Linked DNA regions of Mus musculus: region 1 is linked to region 2. A link is a loop called in an ENCODE intact Hi-C map of the cell type or tissue named here. Cell type or tissue: left cerebral cortex. All regions are shown on one strand. Links, peaks and the distances in the headings refer to the core of each region. The heading gives the core; the rest is flanking DNA.

Region 1 (11,511 bases), core at 1,336-9,335, 180 kb after region 2:
TCGAGGTCTCGTTTATTAGGCTGAGGTGCCTTCTTTTTAAAGCATACATCTCGGGGAATATGGGAGGGGTCAAGGGAGAATTATACAAAGAACAAAGAAGTGGGCATCTGCTGACATGGGGGCCGAAGTCAGGCGCCAGGCAGCGGGCACTCTGGATCTTATCTCTGGAACATCGATCCTCCTTGACAGCCTTGGGGGTCAGGCTGTGCTCAGGCGTAACTCATGTCCTTGGATGGCATGGGAACTCAGGAAGAGATAGGGAAGAGGGGACTATAATTCAGCTTTTACAACCTCAGGTGCCAAGAAAGGAATAGGGAGGAAGGGGGGTGATAACCAGCTCTTAGTACAAGGCCCTTGATTTGTTAAGGAGATTGTGAAGGGCTCACTTTCTCACGGGATGGTCTCTGACATGGCACTTAACCAGTAGAAACAGCATTCAAGTCATGAAGGTGTGGTGGTTGGACTAGGAATGACCCCCACGGGTTCCTGTGTTTGGATGCTTGGTCCATAGGGAGTGTCGCTATTAGAAGGTGTGGCCTTGTTAGAGGAGTGTGTCACTGTGGAGGCAGGCTTTGAGGTCTTATATATCAGGCCTAGTAGTCTCCTTCTGCTGCCTGAGATTCAAGATGTAGAACTCTCAGCTCCTTCTCCAGCACCATGTTTGCCTGTGTGCTGCCATGATTCTCTCCATAACAATAATGGACTAAAGCTATGGTCTTGTAAGCCAGCCCCAGTGAAATGTTTTCCTTTGTAAGAGTTGCCATGGTCATGGTGCCTCTTCACAGCAGTAGAAACCCGGACTAGTAGAAACGTGAGACACAAAGCTGGGTGTGGTGGAACATGCTTGTCATCACAGTTCTTAGGAGGGTAAGGAAGGAAGACCACTGCAAAACTGAGACCAGCTTAGAAAGTAGAGTGAGTTCAAGGCTAGCCAGAGCAACTTGGTCATCCTGACCCAAAAGTTAAAAACATAAAAAAAGGTGCTGGGTCAGTGGTAAAGAATCTAAGAAATAAAATCTAATGGTTCATTTAAAAAAATAAAAGTGGCTTAGGCTCTATTATGGATAAACAGAAAGCATTGGACCCCTGCTAGCTACTATCATCCAAAATTTTAGTTTAACTACTACCCCCAAAACTAGATGTTTAGAGTGGAAAACTGCTACCAGCCAAGGCTGCCTAATGATCTGCAGACATGATCAGAGTGTGTGCTTGATAAGCTCTAGGATAAAGTGGACGTAAACCAGAGATGAACCCATACATTTTTGTTGAAGAAAAAGCAATGATAAGAAGACAAATGTGTCAGAGGGAAAAACAAGACCCAGATTGTATCTTCCCGATCCCTCAGCCAATGAGGAAAGGGGGCGTCTTTTAGTCACTGTTTTATTACTGTGAAGAGACACATGACATGTCAACTCTTATAAAAGAGAATATTTAATTGGGGCTTGATTACAGACCAGGGGTTTAGTTCCCTATCCTATGACTCTGGCATCTCTAACATTTTGGGGTCTTCAACACAATCTAGGCTTCACCTTCATATCTTTACCCAAAGGACCCTCTGGACCTCTATACAGGGACACCCTTGATATATGCCTGGCCTCAGTGGCTTTCCTTGGATGTCAAGGGAGACTCCATAACCCCTTTCGTGTATTTTGACACTAAAGCCAGAACCCCATGGCCACCACTCCCTTTATTCTATTTAGCATCAGGCTTTTCTGTATTTTTTAACTCTTTGAGCATATTTTGTAGTCTTCCTTGCTTAACTTATTCCTTTTCATCTATATCTACATAAAAGTGACTACTAATAACCACATGACACAGTCATTACTACACTCTCTTGAAATCTCCTCTGACAATACCATTAATCCAAAACTCTTCCATTTAGCCTCAGGCAGATATTTTTGGACAAGGGAAGAAAGAAATCCCTTTCTTCACTAAAATAATTTAGGAATGGTCTCTAGGCCACCTACTAATATTCTTCTGCTTTGGAACATCTTGATCCAGGTTCCCACAGTTCTAATCACCCCCAGCACCACTGGCTTCCATGTTCTACTAGCATGGCCCACTAAGCCCCACTTAAAGCATTCAACTGCTTTCCTAATTAATTTAAAGTCCACATTCCACCAACAATCGGTATTGTCAGGCTTGTCACATCAATACCCTACTCCTGGTACCAACTTCTGTCTTTTTTAGTGTTCTGATGCTGTGAAGAGGCACCATGACCATTGCAACTCTGATAAAGAAAGCATTTAATTGAGGTTTGCTTACAGTTTCAGAGGCTCAGTCCATTATCATGTCAGAGGGAGTATGATGACATGCAGGCAGACATGGTGCTGGAGTAACAGAGTTCTACATCTGGATCCACAGGCAGCAAGAAGAGAGAGTCACCGGGCCTGTCTCGGCTTCTGAAACCTTTAAGCCCACCTCCAGTGACACACTTCCTCTAACACCTCCTAATCCTTCTCAAGTAGTGCCACTTCCTGATGCCTGAGCATTCAAATAGATGAGCTTATGGGGGTCATTCTTACTCAAACTACCCGAGGGAGGACCAGACTTGCATTATTGGGAGTATAAAAACTTTTTTCCCTATTCAGTCATCATGCCACCATTCTTGGATGAGTATGTCCAGTTTTGCAGAGCCATAAGCCACTGTGCTCTTGCTATTTTTAAGTCTCTGTGGGGTGGTGAGCTGTGATAGGCAGCTTGGTCCCTGGTTGAGCTCAGGCTTAAAACCCTATGACCCAGCTGGTGACTGTCTCCTGCAAGGAATGGCAGGCGTTTGGCTATGCCCCTTAGGGCGCCTGTCTCCTGTCATGTAGCTACCCCCCCCCCCAAGAGAGGTCTGTGGCTATCAGTCACACAGGAGCAGCACCAAGCCCTCCCACATGCAGATAAGGTATCTCTAAGCTCTCAGACCAAGCCTATGAGAAGTACCTGCTGTCAGACCCTGGCCCACCCCAAAATTGTATATAAGAATCCTATCCAGGAGGAATAAAGGTGTGTGAGAACTACTCCATTGTCTGAGAGCTTCAGTCATAAGAGCTGTAACACTGCCGCTTGGGAAGAGGTCTGCTCTCCAGAAGAGCCACCTGAAGCTCCCCGCTGGCTAGTTGGCCTCTCATTGGCCCAGCCTGGCCCAGCTCAGTGCTGGGTGACATGGAGTAATTGAGATGCAACAGAGGTGGAGCCAGCTGCAGCACCAGAGGTGACAGAGAAGACTCCTCCTTCCTGCTCACACTTGCTCCCCTTTGCCTGAACCCTCGCACCCAGCTGGGCCAGAGATCTCCATGGAAAGCCTCCAGTACACAGGCCCACAAGTCTCCAGTGCTCTTATTATAAAGTGAGAGTCTACAATTCTCACAGCAGTGACCAAGCCTGCTCAGTCAGTCAACAGGTTCTCTAGTGCAGGAGCGAGGATTGAAAAGAAAGAGACGATTAGACAATACTGCAGCATGACCCAAGTCAATTCTGAGACTTAAGGCAGGTTTATTTTTTCCCAATCCGATTTTATACTATTTTAATTACATGCAAGTAGTAAGGACAATAAGCACAAATAGTCAAGGAAAAAGCAAGGCAATAAGCAAAGTCCCGTGGTTGATCATTCCAGGGATCACTGTTTCTAAGGGCTTGCCAGCTTGATCAAAATATCTGAGCCTACTTCCTTGTCCAAGCCCAAAATCAGATTCTTGTCTGAAGCCTACTTCTTTTGTTCCACCCTAAAATTAAGATTCCTGCCTGAATTCTGATATAGCTGTCTCATGTGAGGCTATGCCAGTGCCTGGCAAATACAGAAGTGGATGCTCACAGTCATCTATTGGATGGAACACAGGGCCCCCAATGGAGGAGCTAGAGAAAGTACCCAAGGAGCTGAAGGGATCTGCAATCGGATAGGTGGAGCAACAATATGAACTAACCAGTAACCCCAGAGCTATGTCTCTAGCTGCATATGTAGCAGAAGATGGCCTAGTCGGCCATCATTGGGAAGAGAGGTCCTTTGGTCTTGCAAACTTTATATGCCCCAGTACAGGGGACTACCAGGGCCAAGAAGTGGGAGTGGGTGGGTAGGGGAGCAGGACTGGGGAGGGTACAGGGAACTTTCGGGATAGCATTTGAAATGTAAATAAAGAAAATATCTAATAAAAAAAATTCCTGCCTGAACTTACTTCCTTGTCATGGCCTAATGTCAGATTCCTGCCCCAAGCCCATTTCCTTGTCCTTGGCCAATGTCAGATTCCTGCCATGCAGCCCCCAAAGCTCCCCACACAGCAGTACTTTTCTAGCTGGCAAAGTCAGGAACTCTAGAGTTCATGCCACTATCATTATCTTATGCATCTCTTTCTTTCTCCCTTTATTGCCCATACTTAAAAAGTTCTCCCTTCCTTCCTTCCTTCCTTCCTTCCTTCCTTCCTTCCTTCCTTCCTTCCTTCTTCCCTCCCTCCCTCCCTTCCTCCCTCCCTTCCTTCTTTCCCTTCCTTTCTTTCTCTATAACCCATTGTCTATTCGTCTCTCCCTAAACTTGAGTCTCCTTTTTCTCCTTATAAGCTGAAAGCCAACAAGCTTTAGTGAGCTTTCTGTTTCTGCCCCTCACAGCTGAGATTATAGGTTTTGTGGTGACATCCAGCTTGTTACATGGGTGTCAGGATTTGAACTCCTGTCATGATTGCAAGTAAGAGCTCTTAACTGCTGAGTCATTTATCCAGCCCCTTATTTTTTTGAGTTCTTGTCATAAGCTGCCCAGGCAGGTCTTGAACTCTCTATGGAGTCGAGGATGACCTTGGCTTCTCCTCCACAGTGCCAGAATTACAGGCTATACTATGCCTGCTTCCTCTCTTTTGTATTTGAATTGTTGTATTCAATGTGCATGCATCTTAACAAATGAAGAGATAAACATTTTGCTTAATAAATTTTCTCACTGGAAGGCACCTCTGCTAAAGAGCCAGAGGCCCTATGGTCTCTTGCCTTCTACCAACAAAGATCGGTTTCCATGTGTAGCCATGATCTTGTTTATACATTCACTTCTCAGGGAATGGCCTCTTTCCTCAACAAAACTAGGAAATTCATCCAAATTGTTTTTATTTATTTAGTGTACAAGGGAGGTGCTGTGTGTGTCACAGCAGGAGCGTGGAAGTCAGAGGATGTAGAGAGTTGATTCTCTCCTTCCTGAGATGGTACCCTACTTTAGCATCAAACACCTTTACCTGAAGAAAACTCATCAGCCTCTCATCTAAAATTTAATCTCTCTTGTTAGATTATTAAAGGCAGCTACTGAGAGAGTAGATAAAAGAGGCTGGGTCTGATCATAGCCGAGACAAGTTCATGTACGGTGAGGGTACATTTTTGTGTAGATGGCTAAGATACTCACAGAAGATGAGATATGGCCTCCTATAGGGGTAGAAATGACTTCACAGTCCGTAAGGGAAGCTGAGAAGTGTACTCTAGCAGCAGGTAATCATTATCATCATTATTATAGTTTGAAATTTATCTTAGCGGTCTTTAAAAGAAGTTCTTAGACTCCAATAAAGGTACAGCTTTACTTTCACAGGGGAAAACACACTTCAGAGAACTTGGCATGGCTAAGTCCATTCTTGGGCTCCTTAAGTAACTCTTCAAAGGCCTCCTACCCTTTCCAGGCCCCGCCCCCCCGTTCAGAGCCCGCCCCCATCTTCCAAATTCTCTTTCCTTTTCTCCCAGACCTCGCCTTATCCAAGGCTCCGCCTCCTCCTTCGTAAAGAGGCGATTTCATAATCACCTCCCCCTGGGCAGGGTCTGGGGTGTGCGCTTGCGCATAGCGAGGCTTCCGGGCCCGGTCACGTGCTCGGCGCCGGCCGGCCAAGATGGCAGCGTCCTGCGTGGCGCTGCTGGTTCTGGCGCTGCTGTTGCTGGTGCTGCTGCTGGGCTTGTGGAAGCGTGGGCGGCAAACGGGCAGGGCCCGGCACATGGTCGTCGTGGTGCTGGGCGACGTGGGCCGCAGCCCCCGCATGCAGTACCACGCGCTGTCATTGGCCCAGAGCGGCTTTTCGGTGACGCTGCTGGGGTTCTACAGTGAGTGGCGGGGACCTGAGAGGGAGGCTCAATCAGGAGCCTTGACTCTCCCTGTTTTGGGACAGAGGCGGGAGCAGCTGTGCTCCTCTCCTGCCTGTTCTGGTCTGGACCGCTGTTTTCTGGTGTCTGGGAGCAGCGGGCGTCAGTCGCCGTTTACCATACGTGAGGACTACAAATAGATCGGTTGCAAAAGTGTCTGTCACTTGCTTTGTTTAGGTAGTGCACAGACAGGCTGCAACCCTGGTGTGTGAGACCTTAGTGCTGGTCACCACTTCCTCATGCTGCCTTTGTCACTGAGTTGGCAGGCTGAATGTTTCTTCACATCCCTTGTCCAGCCGCAGAGCTTTTCTTGCTGTGGATGGTTCTCTTGTCCCCTAAGGTGTAGGCAGAGGTGTCCACTCCCTCATCATGTCCACGTGGATGATTTTTCAGGGGTTCACTCTTACTATGCAGCCTCTAGCTGGTTTGGATCTCACTATGTAGGCCAGAGTGTCCTTGAACTCACAGAGATCCACTTGCTACTGCCTTTAGAGTGTTGGGATTAAAGGCATGCACTTTAGTAGCCCCTCAGGTATCCAACCTTTTGACACAGTCATATGAAATCTGCTAGCATGTTGGGGACATTCATAACTATCCTCGAACACGTGCTGGGCACCTCAAATTGGATCTGCGAACTTGGGGGTGGCCCAGCTCTATCTAAGGGAAAGTGGAAATAGCCCTTATTGGTCCCCGTGTGGAGTGCTATCCTAGGGCAGACTGCCATCCAGGAGTTCTACTCTTTATCAGTTAAATTGGGTCCCTATTGCATGCCAGTCATCAGGTTAAATTAAGTAGGTATGATGAATGCCCTTCGAGGGTATTCTATAGAAGAACACAAAGTGACCTCATTTTCTATTCTGGGTACTGGGGACCTGTGAGGTTTTGATAGGTGTTATTTTCCTTCCACCTTGTTTACTTGAGATGGGCATGCTTTGTAGCACATGCTGGCTTTGAACACTTTATCCTGCCTTATCCTTCCAAGTACTGGAATTACAGATGTGAAGGAACACACCCAGCTGACTGTAACTGGCTATTTCTGATACCTGAAAGGGCTCATTTGCATTTGCAGACTCCAAACCTCGAGATGAACTCTTGCAGAATGATAGGATTCGGATTGTGAAGTTGACAGATCTGCGGGGCCTGGGAGGTAGGACCAGTCAACTCCAGGTTCTTGACTAGGGGTAGGGATGGTTGCGTATTGGGAAGATGAAGGGACTCTCAGTGCCAAGAGCTCTTTTGTAGAGACAGATGTTTTCTGACTTGCAGCTGGGCCCCGAATTCTCCAGTATGGAGTCAAGGTTGTATTTCAGGCAGTGTACTTGCTGTGGAAGATGATGCGCATGGACCCTGCAGCCTACATCTTCCTCCAGGTATGTGCCAGCTGCTCTTTCCTTCTGTGAGAATCACCATTATCATAGCAGGTCTCTTGCTGGTCTTTTAAACATGCACACATCGGGTTGTGGGTGTGGCTCAGTGAGGTCTTGGATTTGATTTCCAGCCCACATACAAAATGAACAAATTATTAAATGTATTTAATACTTCTGTGTGCATAGCCTATAAAAACATGGGGAGGGCTGCTGCACTCGTGAACTTGCAGCTATACAAGACCGGGGCAAGGCTGCCAACACTGTAGCATGGGCGGGGGGAGGGGGGTGGATTCACAGGGGAGCCGTCCCTAGCTAAGGAGCTGTTGGCAGTTAATGGTTGTTGGGGGTGGAGGTTATTTTTCTTCTCCAGTGTATCCACTAATAAATGGCCCATTCTTCAATAAACAACCTCTCACTTAGGTTATTATAAGCAACTGTAGTTAAACTCAGTCACTAAAGAAAAAAAAAAGATGAGACCAGGAGGGAGCACTTGGAGGGGAAACCGGTACAGAGGGATGACTGACAGGTGAGGAGGGAGCTAAGGAAGAGAGTGGGGAGTGATCAGAATGCATCACACATACACAGTCATGAAACTGTCAGGTAATAAATACAGTAATAGGAAAAACAAACGAGTGTGCAGGCTGCCGGAGCAGTGGCTCAGTGCTCGGTTGCTGTTCTTGCAGAGGACCCAGGTTTCACTCCCACCATCTACAATAGGAGTTTACAGCTATCTGTAACCCAGGTTCCAGGGATCCAGCACCCTTGTCTGGTCCTCATGCTTGGGTGGCAAATTCTTTACCTACTGAGCCATCGTCTTAACTCAAGAGCTCTTGATCGATGATGATTTTGGGGTTTTCAGATTGGGCAGTTTGGTTTCTTTATAACTTCTTACTCCCTTTGTTGTTGTTAATGTTTTTATGGTGGAGGGGATCTTCTTTCTGCCCCCGGGCTGATGAGAGCCTTTTAGGTCATAGTTTCTTTGCTGTGTGGTCACTCCTCTAGGCTATATGGGCCATAGTCTATGCTTCCTCCACTGCCTGAGTCTCCTTTTCCTAGAACCCTCCAGGTCTGCCTGCTATTGCCGTCTGCTGGTTTGTGGGCTGCATTTGTGGGAGCAAATTGGTCATCGACTGGCACAACTATGGCTACTCCATCATGGGCTTGGTCCATGGCCCCCGCCACCCCATTGTGCTGCTGGCCAAATGGTGAGAGGATGTGAGTGGTTCCCCCTGAGTCCTCATTAGAGTGGGTGGGAGAGAAGGGCCTGGGTGAGCAGGTTGGATCTAGAGCAGGGTCCTCAGTTCCACTCTGATTCTGGCTGCCCATCTCATTGTGTGCTTCTTGCTCTGGGGTCCAGCTAGCTCTGTCCTTTCTCTGTCCCTGCTGGGATTGATTGTTGTTTGTGGGACCAGCAGACCAGGCAGCTCCTTCCTGTCACAGCACCAGCTTCGTGCCAGGCTCCAGGCCAGGTCCCGTTTTTCCCCACTCTGTCTCCATCACCCCCAATTATGGTGCATTGTAAAAGTTAGGTGAGTGGGCTGAGAGTGATGCTGCCTCTTGCTGCACAGGAAGTCATCAGGAATCAGCCCCTGGAGGCTGCACTCCAGAGCCAACTTGTAGCTGGAGGGAAGAAAAGGCTGCCGTACTCTGGTGGTAGCTAATGAGCTTTCTCACTCCGGTGCCCAGACTAGCTTCGAATTTATGTTGGTCCTCGTGCCTCAGCTTTGTACACTCTGGGATTACAGGCACGATAAACCACACCCAGTTTAGTAGTGTTAACTTTTTTTTTCTTGAGACAAGAGTTTCTCTGTGTAGCTCTGGCTATCCTGGAACTCACTCTGTAGATCAGGCTGGTCTCAAACTCAGAGATCTGCTTGCCTCTGCTGGGATTAAATGTGTTGGCCGCCACCAGTTAGCAATCCTACTTTTATGCATTTTTTTGTAATTAATTTTTCTAGTTCATTTTATTCTTAAAAATTACTTTAATTTCAAAAACAAAACAAAAACAACAACAAAAGACAGCTGTGTGGTGGTGGCACATGTGTTTAATCCCAGTACTTGGGAGGCAGAGGCAGGTAAATCTCTGAGTTTAAAGCCAGCCTGGCTACACAGAGAAACACTGTCTCAACAAACAAGCAAACAAAATTACTTTATTTTATATATGAATATTATTTTTATATGGCTGTTTTGCTTGCACGTTTGTCTGTGTACCATGTGTTTGTCTTGTGACTGCAGAGGACAGGAGAGGAGATCAAATCCCCTGGGATTGGATTTATAGATGGTTGTGAGCTGCTGTGTGGGTCTAGGGAATTAAACCCTGGCTCTGTGGGAGAGCAACCAGTGCTGAAGCAGCTCTCTGGTCCCTAAACTTGTTTTTGTTTTTAAAGATTTATTTATTAAACTAGTTACACTGTAGCTGTCTGCAGACACACCAGAAGAGGGCATCAGATCTCATTCTGGGTGTTTGTGAGCCACCATGTGGTTGCTGGGATTTGAACTCAGGACCTTCGGAAGAGCAGTCAGTGCTCTTACCCGCTGAGCCATCTCACCAGCCCCTTAAACTTGTTTTTTTGAGTCTCATTTATTGTAGGCTGGTTTTGATCTACCTTTCTAGTGCTGGGATTACATGTGTGCACTGTCAATATTTATTTTATGATGTGCTGGGGATGGAACCCAGGACTTTGATGTATTATGGGCAAGCTCTCTACCAATGGAGCTACATCCCTACTCATATGTATATGTGTATATATACATATATGTCCATAATACACACATATTTTGAGACTGTTTATTGTGACTGGCTTCATATCATATCATAGGATGACCGTGAATTCTGATCCTCCTGCCTTTTTCTCCTCCCTTTTTCAGTGTTTGGATAGACATGCACCACCATGTCCCATGTTTTAAGCACTAGAGGTAGAACCAGGGCCTTGAGCTTGCCAGGCAAGCTGTCTACCAGCTGAGCCACATTCCAGCCTGAAGCTTAGTCCTTGATTTGCTCTCTCTCTCCCTCCTTCTCTTGGGATGAAGCCTCGACATCACTAAACTCCCTTCATACCACAATGAGAGACAGCTGCAGCCCCGATTGTGCCGGGAGGCTGAGACTTGGTTAAGCAGCCCTTATTGGGTTTCTCCTCTTTATTGCATGAGTCTGGATTTGTGGGGATTGATTCCTTTTAAAGTAATTGTGTAGGCTGAACAGTGAGAGGAGAGGAAGGTTTGAGAGAGTAACTTACTCAGAGCTCATGGTGCATTCTGACAGGTTCAAGGGCCCTCGCTCTGCAGCCTTTCCACTGTCTAGGAGTATCAAGTCATATGGAGGCTGGGGTGGCATCTAGGCTCATCCTAGGGTTCCATGCTGATCCCCAAGATATTTTGTAGGTATGAGAAGTTCTTCGGGCGCCTGTCCCACCTGAACCTGTGTGTGACCAATGCTATGCGGGAGGACCTGGCAGAGAACTGGTGTGTCAGGTATGCAGGGCTTGGGATGCCCATTAATCCATGTGCTTTGAGAGCTTCAGCACAGTCCTGCAGCCCTGTACTGAAGTACTCAGGCCCTGGGAGATGGTTACTGGTTTTGAGAAGCCAAGGGGGAGGCAGTAGACTTTTTTCCTCTCCCAGCTATGTGGCCTATAGGACATTTTCTTGCTAAAATATCTGCACCATTCTAAGGAATTTTCATTTCTTGTCTCTTGGATTTTTCCCAAACTCTCTTGCTTTTTGGGATCCTGCTGTGCCCTCTTGCTTAGATTTTTTTTTTTTTTTTTTTTGCCCACTCCCATCTCATGTCAGGGCTGTGACGCTCTACGACAAGCCAGCATCTTTCTTTAAGGAGACACCCCTGGACCTGCAGCATGAACTCTTTATGAAGCTGAGCCACACGTACTCTCCTTTCCAGAGCTGGTATGTCTCTCTCCCCTCTTTCTGCCGTCCTGGTCTCCTGCAGACTTGTGGATTCACTCATCTAGAGGCAGCAAACTAAAGCTATAGCCTGTCACCTATTGCTGTAAAAAGGTTTTATTGGAACACAGCCCACCCATTCACCTCTGTGTTGTTGTTGGTTGTT
Region 2 (11,511 bases), core at 2,081-10,080:
TTTTGGTAAGAGAGGAAAGGAAAAGCTAGATGTCTAAAACTTCAGGGTCATATATACATATATATATGTATATATATATACACACACACACACACATGTATATACATATACATACTATTAAATATTTTCTTTTTAAATTATGTGCATATATGTGTGCCATGTGAGATAAAGAGTAGCATGTGCACACAGGCATCCTTGGAAGCCAAAGGGTTACCTGATTGAGTGCTGGGAACCAAATCCAGGTTCTCTGCAAGAACAAGTAGTAAATGTTCCTAATTGCTGACCCATCTCTCCAGAACCATCATATACTAATATCTTACTCAAGAAGCTATGCATTGTATTCTGTAATAAAGGTCCTTGCTAATATAAAAAACACTTACATACATTTTTTCCCATTAATTAATGTGTCAATCCCTACCCCCACTCTGAGGGTTTCTATGTGTAGTATTGGTTGTCCTGGAACTAGCTATATAGAGCAGGCTGGTTTGCCTGCCTCTTTGTCCCAAGGGCTAGCCCCAAAGCGTCAGTCTTAAAGGACCCATCACAGCCACAGATATATTTGTCTTTTAGAAACTAGTTCTTATCTCTAAAAAAATTCAGCTATCATTTGTCTATACCACCTCCAAAGTGACTACTTCACATGGGAGTCATTGTGCTGCTCTTGAACAGTTACACAACATTCTAATTGAGGCGTCCCTTGCAGAACTCTTGAAGGCTACTAGCCAATTCCTAACTCCTGACGATGCTTTTCTCAGGCTTTGCTTTCCCACAGTAATGAGCCCTACTCTTCTGTCTGATGTGTCCCTTCTTTGGCTTTGGCTTGCTTAGATCAGAGAGTGGGTAGAACCAGTTATCTGATAAGTGTCAGGCCATACAACACATCCAAAGCTACTTCCCCAAGTATTCCGCTACCACCAGCTAATCTGGAGATCTCACCTGTAAAGATTGCACCCTGACCCTGAATGAACCAGCCTTAGCGCTGAGTACCCAGAGGCAGCCTCTGTAACAGCACTTAGCACTGAGTACCCAGAGGCAGCCTCTGTAACAGCACTTAGCACTGAGTACCCAGAGGCAGCCTCTGTAACAGCACTGCTGCAAGTCCTGATCCTGTGCTCGCTGACCACCCCAAACCAGCCAGCCAGACACCAAGCAAACTCGGACGTACTGGGCAGTGAATGCTAAACATTTACTGTACCACTAAGCTTCACCATGAGCCCTTTTAAAATGCTTTTTTTTTTTTTAAATGTGGAACTCCATCAAAGGGGCTAAGACACTTAAAGTCATTTATAGCTCCTAGCTGCCCTGTAGCCACTTGTCGTGTACTCAGGAGAGCTTATTTTCAAGAAATCACATCATCACTACCAGCAGCAGGTAATTATTTATGTGTTTAGCACATGCCCTTTATCACTAAGTGCTCAGTTTATATAATTCCAATTTCCTGGGTCTTATTTCTAGTATTTTGTGTATAGAGGGAAGCCACTTTATCCTTCTAGAATTTTAGAATTAAAAAAAAAAATCAAATAATGGCTTTCAGACCTCAAATAAATGAGTTTCCATAGTTATTTCACACATGTCTTGGTTCTTCATTCAGCCACGCTTAGGGTATGGTCAATAATACTGCCTGTTACTTCCTACTATGCCAGGCAAGGAGCCTCTTTTTTTCCCCCATGGCACCAAGCCAAGGATCCACATTGCCACTTTTGTTCCCAATCATTCAAACTCTATTCATGCTTCGGAACTGGATTTCCATCTTGTCTTCCATCAGCTTTCCTAGACCCGTTGTTTTCCATTGACCTCGCCCTCTTCTGCACACCATCCCAGCTGAACTATTAAATCTTGCTCGCTTACTGAGATCCCCAAAGGTGAAGACAATAGTCACTGTCCTAGAAATGAAGGGTCACCATCTAGCACTGAGAAATGTAGACTCCTATGCAGTATAACCAACACCTGTTTTTCTCATCAGGACAGTCTTCTTCAAGTAGTCTATGACAATAACATGTTCCTTCCTTCCGTCAGTGAGTGGGGATAGTGGTGGTAATGGGAATGAACCCAAGGCTTTACACAAGCTAGACGAGTGCTCTTCTGTAACTGAGCTGTAGTCCAGTCTCAATCATGACACTGAACAACATTCCCTCTTCACAAGCTCTGCTCTCACAACTTAGGGTAGTCTTCCTTGAAATACTGCCACCACAAAGCTCGTAAGCTGGCTTAAGAAAAAAAAGGGGGTAGGGTATATCTGCATTGTGAAGGTCAACATACTATGTAAACTGAAACCCGGAAGAGCACTCTGCCACATAAACTCCTGAATGTGTGAAGCAATTTGTAAGGGACTTTTCAGAAGAAGAAAAAAAAATCACTCTTTTTTTGAACTTAAAGTAACATTTTTCTTTAAACAATAGTAAGTACAGAAACAACTGCTTAAAGAAACCAAGTTACCTAGCCAGGCCTATCCTGTATTGAGGAGAAAGCTATACAAGTTACTGTATATTCAATTGGTTACACATTCTTCCTTCAGTATAACTTTTTAAAGTTTGCTTTCTGTAAAGTCAAACTCTCAAAGCAATGGTCCTAGGTTCTTCCAGTTCAGCACACACTAGGAAATAAAGCTTTGTATTGCAATGACACAGGTAAGTTAGTTTGTTTTATAAATGAGAACAGGATTAAACAAGTATTTTTACCAAATAACACCTTAGCTTTCACTGTACCTCAGACTACACTACATGGTCATTAAAACAAAATCAGCTGGGCATGTAGCTCAGTGGTCAATGGCTTTTCTAAAATGGGCAAGGCTCCGTGTTCTATCCCCAAGGCCACAGAACATTTGTAAAAATTGCTGAGAGAGAGAGAGAGAGAACACATGAGCGCACGTGATATAAACAGCATGCCTACCACATGTAGAGTTATGAACGCTGGTTCTTACCTGAAGGAAATCATCATTAGCCTCAGAATAATTTTTTGCTAGATAAGAACACCACCTTTTATTTAAGCGTAAAGCCAGAGTGAGGAACCATTTTTCACACTGCAGCAAGCCTTAGATACTCATAGAGCAGTTCAGACTCAGGGGAACACCCAAAAGCAACATGAAGCTCTCAGGGAGGACTACTCACTGATCTTCTGTTCCAAAAAACTTCACAAAGAAGCATTTCTTTCCACGTGGTTTCTTTAAGTCCTTGGGTGGATTAACAATCTGAAGGAGAGAAAGAGAAAAGGTATGAGGCGAACCAGAAGGCTACTGGGAAAGTAACTCCCCATGGCTCCAGTGAGGCTGGAAAGCCCAAGATCTGAGAAAGGACAATGTCCAAAAGCAAACCAGGGCTCTATACTTGTCCCATAGATGGGACTTTGCTATTGTGATATGAAGAAATATGTAAATATTCTTTAAATTCTCCATAGCCAACAGGTAGTATATTGTCCAACAGATAGTCTTATTGCAATGACTCGTGGCATAGAAACAGTTAAAACTAACAGCAACATCACCCCTCCCTCCATGTGATGTGATTAATGAAGAAACAGAAAATATTCTTTAAAATACTTTTGTTGTGGGTAGCAAGAGTTAAGACAGGAAGCAGTGAAAATAGGGGACCACCAAGGCACAGGAAATACCATATTGCAAAGAGTCTTCAGACATTTCCTGGATTCCTAGCAAGACTAAAAAGCCAGAACATTTGGAAAGCTATGATGGACCACCTCTTGAAAAATCTGGAATGCCATCTTCTGCAGAGATGCACTGGAGCAGCACATATGGTAACAGGGGAAGAAGATTTAAACTTAGTTGGGACAAAAATACTTTAGCTTTTCACTAACCTACATTTAGACTTCCCTCTTCCTGGAGAATCTGTTTCTTCATCCTTAGATTTTAGCATGCTACATTTTGATTACAATTGATTTCCAAGATAAAAAACCAACCAATTTCACAAGCCCTCTGACTGAAGTGATTACCTCATATTTAAACACTCTGGTTTATGCTATAACTTTCAAAACCGACTGATAACTGGAGGCAAAACACTACATTTTATCAAAATGAGCCCATTTTAAGTCAGTGTTAGAGAATGGAGGAAATTCAACATGTTAACCCTCTCCCTTAGCTTCAACTACCTTCTTTTAAAACCAACAATGCACTCACCTTTCCTGGCCAGGGAGGATACCGGCCCAGTTTCCCCCTAGAGAAAATAATACAAACAGTCAGAACTTGCCCTGGAAAAGCCAGTCCATCTCCTTCAGCCCACTCAACAAGCAATCTATGCTTCTAACTCTAGGCTGAACAAAAGGGCCAGAACAAAAGCAGGCAAACCAGATGGGTCTTTCACAGCTGGGCTCAGGGCCCTCACATATTACATACAAAACTGTATATATATATATATGTGTGTGTGTGTGTGTGTGTGTGTGTGTGTGCCTGAGATCTGTGCACTCTTCCCGAGAAGGAACATAGAAAAACAAAACCATCAGGACGTCACTGGTCTGGTACCTCCCTGGGAGAGTGTTGGAAACTTCTCTCTGTAAACACAGACTTCCCTAAGACTGATTTAATTCACCCCATGATCGGCTTTCCTTTGACAAATGATCATGGAAACCTTCCTCTAGGTAGGGAAACTACGCAGTTCCAAGGAGACAATGGTCACTCTTGGTTTTGGCTGTTGCAGGGGACACAAGGAACAGAACGAGAGGCACTGGATCACCGCCTAGCCATCATTTGCAAAGGAGAAGTCACCCTCCCCTCGGTTTCTTCATGGGGCAGCGCCGGGCAGTCGGATTTCGCCACCTGGAACCAAGCCTCGAGCCCACGTCTGTCCCAACCGAACGCGGGTATGGACGGCTCTGTCTCTAGCAAGGTATCCTCTCCTGCTTTGAGAGGAGGTCCGGAGAGACCCTGGGACTCCACGCCACGCCAGAGTTCTCTGCAGTGGCAGCTGGAGCCAGAGTTCTAGAGCCGTAACCCTCCCCTGGGATGGCCTCAGGGTTCAGAGCAGGGACCGCCGCGGCCCCTCTCGGCCTCGGTCCCCCGGGGACCGGACAGCCTCTTCCGCTCAAGCGTCGTTCACACCGCGGCGGCACCTCCTCTTCCCCACTCTCCGCCGTCCGGAGTGCATAATAAAACTACTCCTGGGCCAGCTGGCAACCCTGCGACCAGGAAAAGCAGCTTCGCGCCGTCTTTCGTTCAGCGCTGGTCGCCAGGACTCACCACACCAAGTCGCCGAGCCGCAGACTCACAGCCGCCATCTTACCACCCAACCACCGCCGCCGCACGGGCAGCCGGGAACTTCAGGTCGCCGCGGCACCGCCCATTGGAGTTGGCCTGACCACGTGACGGGTGTTTGCTGTCATCCGCCTAGCGGATGCGCTGACGTCACCGCGCCGCGGCCGTCCATTGGACTGCTTGGAGGCACGTGACTTGAGCGCCGCGCTCTCAGCGCGTCGAAGCCCAGAGACTCCAAGCTCCCGCCTCCCCCCTCCCCTCCGGCTCGTGACAACGAAGCATCCGCGGTCCAAAGCAGCGGCGGCGGAGGCGGCGCGGCCGGACTAGCGCGAAAGGGAGCCGACTGTGCTGCCCGCTCGCTTCCGGGACTCTAGACTCATTTCCAGTCTTTCCCGCTGCTTCCGTTACGGCTGTTAGGCAGGCGCGGGCCCCGGGCCGTTGCCGAGCCTGAGGTCCCGGGCGGATAGGTGTTGGAGTCCGGTTGCTGCCCTGACTGACCCTGGCGCGGCCTGGAAGCCAGTCTCGGTCCCAGCCCGGGGCAGAAGAGGCCCCGGTTGCCCGCGAGCCCGCGCTCGGGGCGGGAGCTCCAGACTGCTGAGGAGCGCCCAGCTCGACAGTCGGCTTCCGGAGCGGCGTCCCCGCCAAGCGTCCTCGGCGTCGCCCGACTTGTTTTCTTGGACGTGGACTTGGCATATCTCGGCTCCCCCCGCTGGCTGACAAGAGAAAGCGGCAGTTTGTCGAGAGGCTTCCTTCCCGCGGGCTGGGGAGCCGGCCATGGGCCGCGGCGCGGGCCCTCCGCGCGCCCGCCTGCAGCGCTCGGGAGCGGGCCGCTGAGCCGCGCCGCAACCCGAGGGTCCCGGGCCGGCATGAGGACCACCACGGGGGGACGTCTACGGCCCGCGTCGGCTCTGGGGACAACGGTGAGCGCCGCGGTCTGGTCCAGCCTCCCGCGTTAGCCTTCGTAAGTAGTGTGACACTTTGCAAGAAGTTTTGACAGCTGGAAGACAGGTGACAGTAATGGGAACTGGTACCTGCCGAGGGGCAGGGCGGCTGCCCTAAGTTCCGTAGACCGAGTTGAAGCTCGACTTTGAGCAAGAAAAGTCTCACACCCAAGAAAAGGCGGCAGGAGTCTGTGTCAGGGTGGACTTAACTTACAGCTGTACTTTCTGAAGTCAACGCCTGCTCGGAAGGTGACGGGTTCACGCCCCTTTCCCCAAAGCAGTGTCCTTGTAGAGGCTTTGGTTGTCAATTGCTCTGAGAGATGGTGTGGTGGAGAAGCTGGGTGGTTGACCCCAGCTTGTTTTTTCTTTGGAAGAAGTACCACATTTTTCAAGGACTGTCATTTACATTGTGTGTTAATTAAACACGAACTGACCATTTAAAGTGTATTTAAGATTTCATAAAATTTGACAAATGTTCTTAATTTAGAAATTAGAGTTTTCCAGGAATTTAAGAATATTGTAATGACTTGTCTTTAAATGTAAATCTTTACAACTAAATTTAGAAACAATCCCATCAAAGTCAGGAATAGAACAAAGGATACATTGTCTAATGTCCTGTAATTCTAGTTAATGAAATAAGACAGGAGCCGAGTAGTGGTGGCACATGCACTCAGGAGGCAGAGGAAGGTGGATTTCTGAGTTCGAGGCCAGCCTGGTCTACAGAGTGAGGTTCCAGGACAGCCAGGGCTACACAGAGGAACCCTGTCTCAAGCAAACAAACAAACAAAAGAATGAAAGAAGACAGGAAACAAAAATAAATATAAAATAACCTGTCATTTTTGTAGGACTTTGCCTTTCAAAATAAAAAGGGAAAGCCATTAAATAGGGAAAGAAATTAATGAAAAAATTAGCATACAAGTTTTTCTGTTTTTTTTTTGGTAGTCAGTTCAAAAGTAAATTAGTTAAAAAGAATGTATTTATGATAACAAAAACATAAAACAGTCCCTAGGAATACCTGGAAATAGGCTTTTGCATAATATGTTTTTTGTTTTGTTTTGTTTTGTTTTGTTTTTCAAGACTTTCTGTGTGTAGCCCTGGCTGTCTTGGAGCTCCTTGTGGATCAGGCTGGGTTCCATCTTAGTGCTGGGACTAAAGATCTGTCCACCACCACAAACCCATAATCCCATAATTTGCTTTTTAAAGAGAAGAATTTTTTCCTGTGTGGCATACTAATATTCAAGTCATTCGGAGTATTTAAACCCTACTTTGTGGTTTGTTTTTTTTTTCCTTTTTGTATTTTAGTTGGAGATAAGCTCTCATGCAATCCAAGCCTCCTTCTCCTTGTCCAAGAGTGACTTTAAACTTAGGATCCTCCTGCCTCTTCCTTCACAGTGCTTCTATTACAGCTATATATTACCATTCTCATTTTAATTTAATCCCAGTGTGTGATTTAATTGAATCAGGGCCTCCAGTGTGCAAGGAAAGCACTTTGCTGAGTGACATCCCCAGCTCAATCTTAGTGTTTTTGTTTTTGTTTTTTAAGATTTTATTTATTTTACGTATATGAGTACACTGTAGCTGTCTTCAGACACACCAGAAGAGGGCATTGGATCCCATTACAGATGGTTGTGAGCTACCATGTGATTGCTGGGAATTGAACTCAGGACTTCAGGAAGAAGAGTCAGTGCTCTTAACCACTGAGCCATCTCTCCAGTCCCCATTCTTTGCTATTTTTAAAACTTGTAAGTTTTCATTAGTGTTTTATTTACAAATTTAAGAATTTATGGGACAAAAAATTATGTGAGGGTCTGTAAGATGGCTCAACAGGTAAGGGTGTCTGCCTCCAAGCCTGAAGACCTATGTTCAATCTCTGGAACCCACATGATGAAATGAAAGAATTAACTCCTATAAGTTTTCACACACACACATACACACACACTCACCCACACTCACATGAATGCTTGTGAAAATAAAAATTACTTAAACTTGAATAAAACTTAGAGACAGCACCAGGTTAAACAGGTTAAATTTTCTTAAACAATCAACTCTTTTAAATCAAGTTATTTAAATTCTCTAACATGTTTTAAACTGTAGTTTTTTTCTTAATTCTCAGGTACTTCTTTCTTGACTTGTTTCATATTTCTTTTGTTTGCTTGTTTGTTTCTTCTTCCAAGACAGGGTTGTTTGTCTGTGTATCCCTGGCTGCTCTGGAACTCTGTGTAGACCACGCTGTCCTCGAGCTCATGGAGCGCCACTGCCTCTGCCTCCCGAGTGCTGCATGCTGTACCATCTCCCAACTACTTCATGTTTCTAAAGAGGTAAACTTGCAAACCTTGGAGGAAGCTCTTCCCAAGGTCATAAACAACTCATAAATTAGTTGTATAAGTACAACTTACGTTCTTTTGTGGACTTTACAACTTATATTTTCTTAAGCATTTGGAATTAAATAAGTTTAACATGGACTTTAACATATATTATTATCTTAAATGTTTCAAATGCCCTAGTCCTTAAATATGATCATAAAACTTCACCAAAACCTGACTTCTAAGAGTTAATAGGTGGGACTAGAGAGATAGCTCAGTGGGTAAGAGCACTGACTGCTCTTCTGAAGGTCCTGAGTTCAAATCCCAGCAACCACATGGTGGCTCACAACCATCTTTAGAGCTACAGTGTACTAATATACATAAAATAAATAGATCTTTTTGAAAAAATTATTATTTAAAAAATGAGTTAATAGGTGAACTTACTTTGTCCTCTAGTCCTATCTCCTTGTTGGCTAAGGCTTGCACAGACTTTTGTAGCTGACAAGAATATTGTTACTGGTTATGTGGTTTGGAGTTGTGTTTTCTAAAAACATGGGCTGAAATGAAGCTACCTTTAAAAAATTTTGTCTAGACAAAACAACACTGGATCTGGTTGCCAATTCCTTCGTCCAATTGAGTGACTTACTGATCCATTTCTTACAGAAAGACTGTGTTCCTCTCTAAGTGGGAGCCTGTATGCCTTTAATCCTCAGTTGAGGTGTGTTTCACAACCAGGTGGATCCCAGCACTGCTCCCAGGCCCTGAAGCTTCCTTTAGGTACTGTGTAGAGCATCCAAGTGTGTTTTGATAAACTCTGCACTGGGAGTCTATTTTACTAGTTATGTCTTTGCTGTCCAATTAGAATGGCTTTTTTTTTCCTTCAAGACAGGGTTTCTCTATGTAGTCCTAGCTACAGGATGCCTGCCTCTGCCCTCCGAGTGCTGGAAATAAAAGTGTGTGCCATCACTGTTTCTCTGGAATGACTTTTTTTAAAACTCATTTGTATATTTTTAACTCCCTTATATGGTCTTGCATCACTTTTTTATGATAATAACAAAATGAATGGATATTAAATATATGCTAGTATATCTACATATATGTGGAAATAGTCAAATCATTCTGAATTCATATTTGTGAATTATTTTTGCAAAGTACAGTCATATTTTGGAGGGGACTTGGAAAAATGATTCTAAAATTGATCTGAAATGGGCTAAAATCCAATTACTACTTTTAAAAAGGTAATAAAGACAAACTTTTAATTCAGGATACTAAAAATAAGAGTTTTGAAGACAGTTCATTACTGAATAAACAATCTCTCAAGTACTTGATTAATGTAATACAGCTTTTATACATGGACCATACATATGAGGTCTGCTTTGTAATTGGTACTGGGAAAACTCAAGTTATAGCCTGTTCTTGCAGCATAGAGCCCAGTAAGTTCACTATGGATTAGATTTAAAAGTGAAAACTCTTTAATAGACTGACTGGGGGATTTCTTCCATATGATCTGTTTAAAAAGAGCTTTCTAGACACAAAAGAAATAAGTCACATACAACAAACCCCAAGTTTGGACTGCATTAATACATAGGCTTTTGACTTGAATTATGTGGTATGAGATGATTTCTAAAATAGGAGAAATTTGTATTGAAAACTACTTGCTTTTAGCTGGGCGTGGTGGCGCACGCCTGTAATCCCAGCACTCGGGAGGCAGAGGCAGGTGGATTTCTGAGTTCGAGGCCAGCCTGGTCTACAAAGTGAGTTCCAGGACAGCCAGGGCTACACAGAGAAACCCTGTCTCGAAAAACCAAAAGAAAAAGAAAAAAAAAAAAAAAACCCAAAAAACTACTTGCTTAAATGGTTTAAAGCAATTATAATTTATCAGTGGATTCTTTTTGACAATGAAATTTTTAAAAAACTGAATAACTGACAAGGAAATGCCTGCTATTGTTATTTAGAAAATGCCTACCTTTGTTATTTTGGTTTGACCTGGCCCTTCTTTTCACTGTTAACAGAAACCATGAAGTGACACCTACTAAGACTTGTTGGTAGCCATGTCGGAGCCCCACAGGGTCCAGTTCACCTCTGTCCCAGGTTCTTTGAATCCTGCATTTTTGAAGAAGTCCAGGAAAGAGGAAGTTGGAGGAACAGAACAGCATCAAGACTGTGAGCCAGCTGCAGCAGCTGTTCGGATTACACTCACTCTCTTTGAACCAGATCACAAACGGTGTCCAGAGTTCTTCTACCCAGAGTTGGTAAAGAATATCCGCGGGAAGGTAAAAGGCCTTCATCCTGGAGACAAGGTACATTCTTGTTGCTTTGCAGATCTGACATGAAGCTACCAGTGTTCACATGGACCTTTATATCAGAGAAGTGAGTGAGGCTAGAGAGGCCTGAGCTGCCTCAAGTTTATCTCACTCACCCAGAGCAAGCACTGGGTGAGAATGATCCTTGTGGCTTATGCTAGAGGAAAATATATAGCATATTCAAGCTACTTTGAATTATAGCTAACTATATAAATTTAAAAAGCAGTACCTTTTTTTGTGCTAATATTTTTATATGACTCACTAGAGATCATTGTTTTGATGGTTGCAGTGTTGCATGCTTTCCTATGTCCACTCTGAAGGACAAACAGGAAGATACCCATACTCTCATCGTTGCTGTCTTGCATAGTTTCTTGTTTTGGATGGGTAGAAATCTGCTTCTGCCTGCTTGTTTGCTTTCTTCCTATGCCAAAATTGGCTTTGTGAGCTTCAAGCTGTTTGAAATCAGTTTGGTTTCTTTAAATGATTTTTAACTTTGAATTTTAATGTTTTCTTTTTCTTTTCTTTCCTTTTTAAAATTTTAAACCTTTATTTATTATGGAGAGAGAGAGAGAGAACGAGCGTGCTCAAGTGTGTAGCTTGTGGGAGTTAGAGCTTTTCTTCCATCGTGTAGGAGCTGGGGAATGGCACTAGGGTGTCAGGATGATAGCAAACGCCAAGAATCTCATGCTGCCCGAGCTTACCTCTCACCAACCTTGATGTATTTTTTTTTCTTGGCATATTTGTTTTGCTTTTCTAGTATGGAACTTTCA

What was found. Peaks named below come from ENCODE experiments on the same cell type or tissue, not always from the same donor. Only the 100,000 strongest peaks of a DNase experiment are listed, where the experiment ranks them.
Region 1: a loop joins it to region 2, with 21 times the contacts of the local background. A loop is called at or near these places in 1 of 42 quality-filtered maps.

The regions. Positions count from the first base shown.
Region 1 is chr16:5,227,819-5,239,329 of GRCm38, forward strand. Alg1 (asparagine-linked glycosylation 1 (beta-1,4-mannosyltransferase)) reads left to right here and starts at 5,803. Exons shown (of 13, transcript NM_145362.2): 1 at 5,803-6,039; 2 at 7,148-7,225; 3 at 7,345-7,448; 4 at 8,502-8,650; 5 at 10,827-10,916; 6 at 11,238-11,348. The coding sequence starts at 5,832. In left cerebral cortex, for the core only: a CTCF peak has its summit at 5,872; a DNase peak (open chromatin) is centred at 5,803; H3K4me3 peaks cover 1,507 bases; H3K27ac peaks cover 1,199 bases.
Region 2 is chr16:5,044,627-5,056,137 of GRCm38, forward strand. It overlaps Glyr1 (glyoxylate reductase 1 homolog (Arabidopsis)), which reads right to left and starts at 5,284. Exons shown (of 16, transcript NM_001079814.1): 1 at 5,180-5,284; 2 at 4,124-4,160; 3 at 3,108-3,187. The coding sequence starts at 5,217. Ubn1 (ubinuclein 1) reads left to right here and starts at 5,431. Exons shown (of 19, transcript NM_026666.4): 1 at 5,431-6,155; 2 at 9,102-9,215; 3 at 10,451-10,738. The coding sequence starts at 10,490. In left cerebral cortex, for the core only: CTCF peaks have their summits at 5,249 and 5,894 (motif pointing left); DNase peaks (open chromatin) are centred at 3,709, 4,690, 5,334, 5,835 and 1 more place; H3K4me3 peaks cover 3,570 bases; H3K27ac peaks cover 1,518 bases.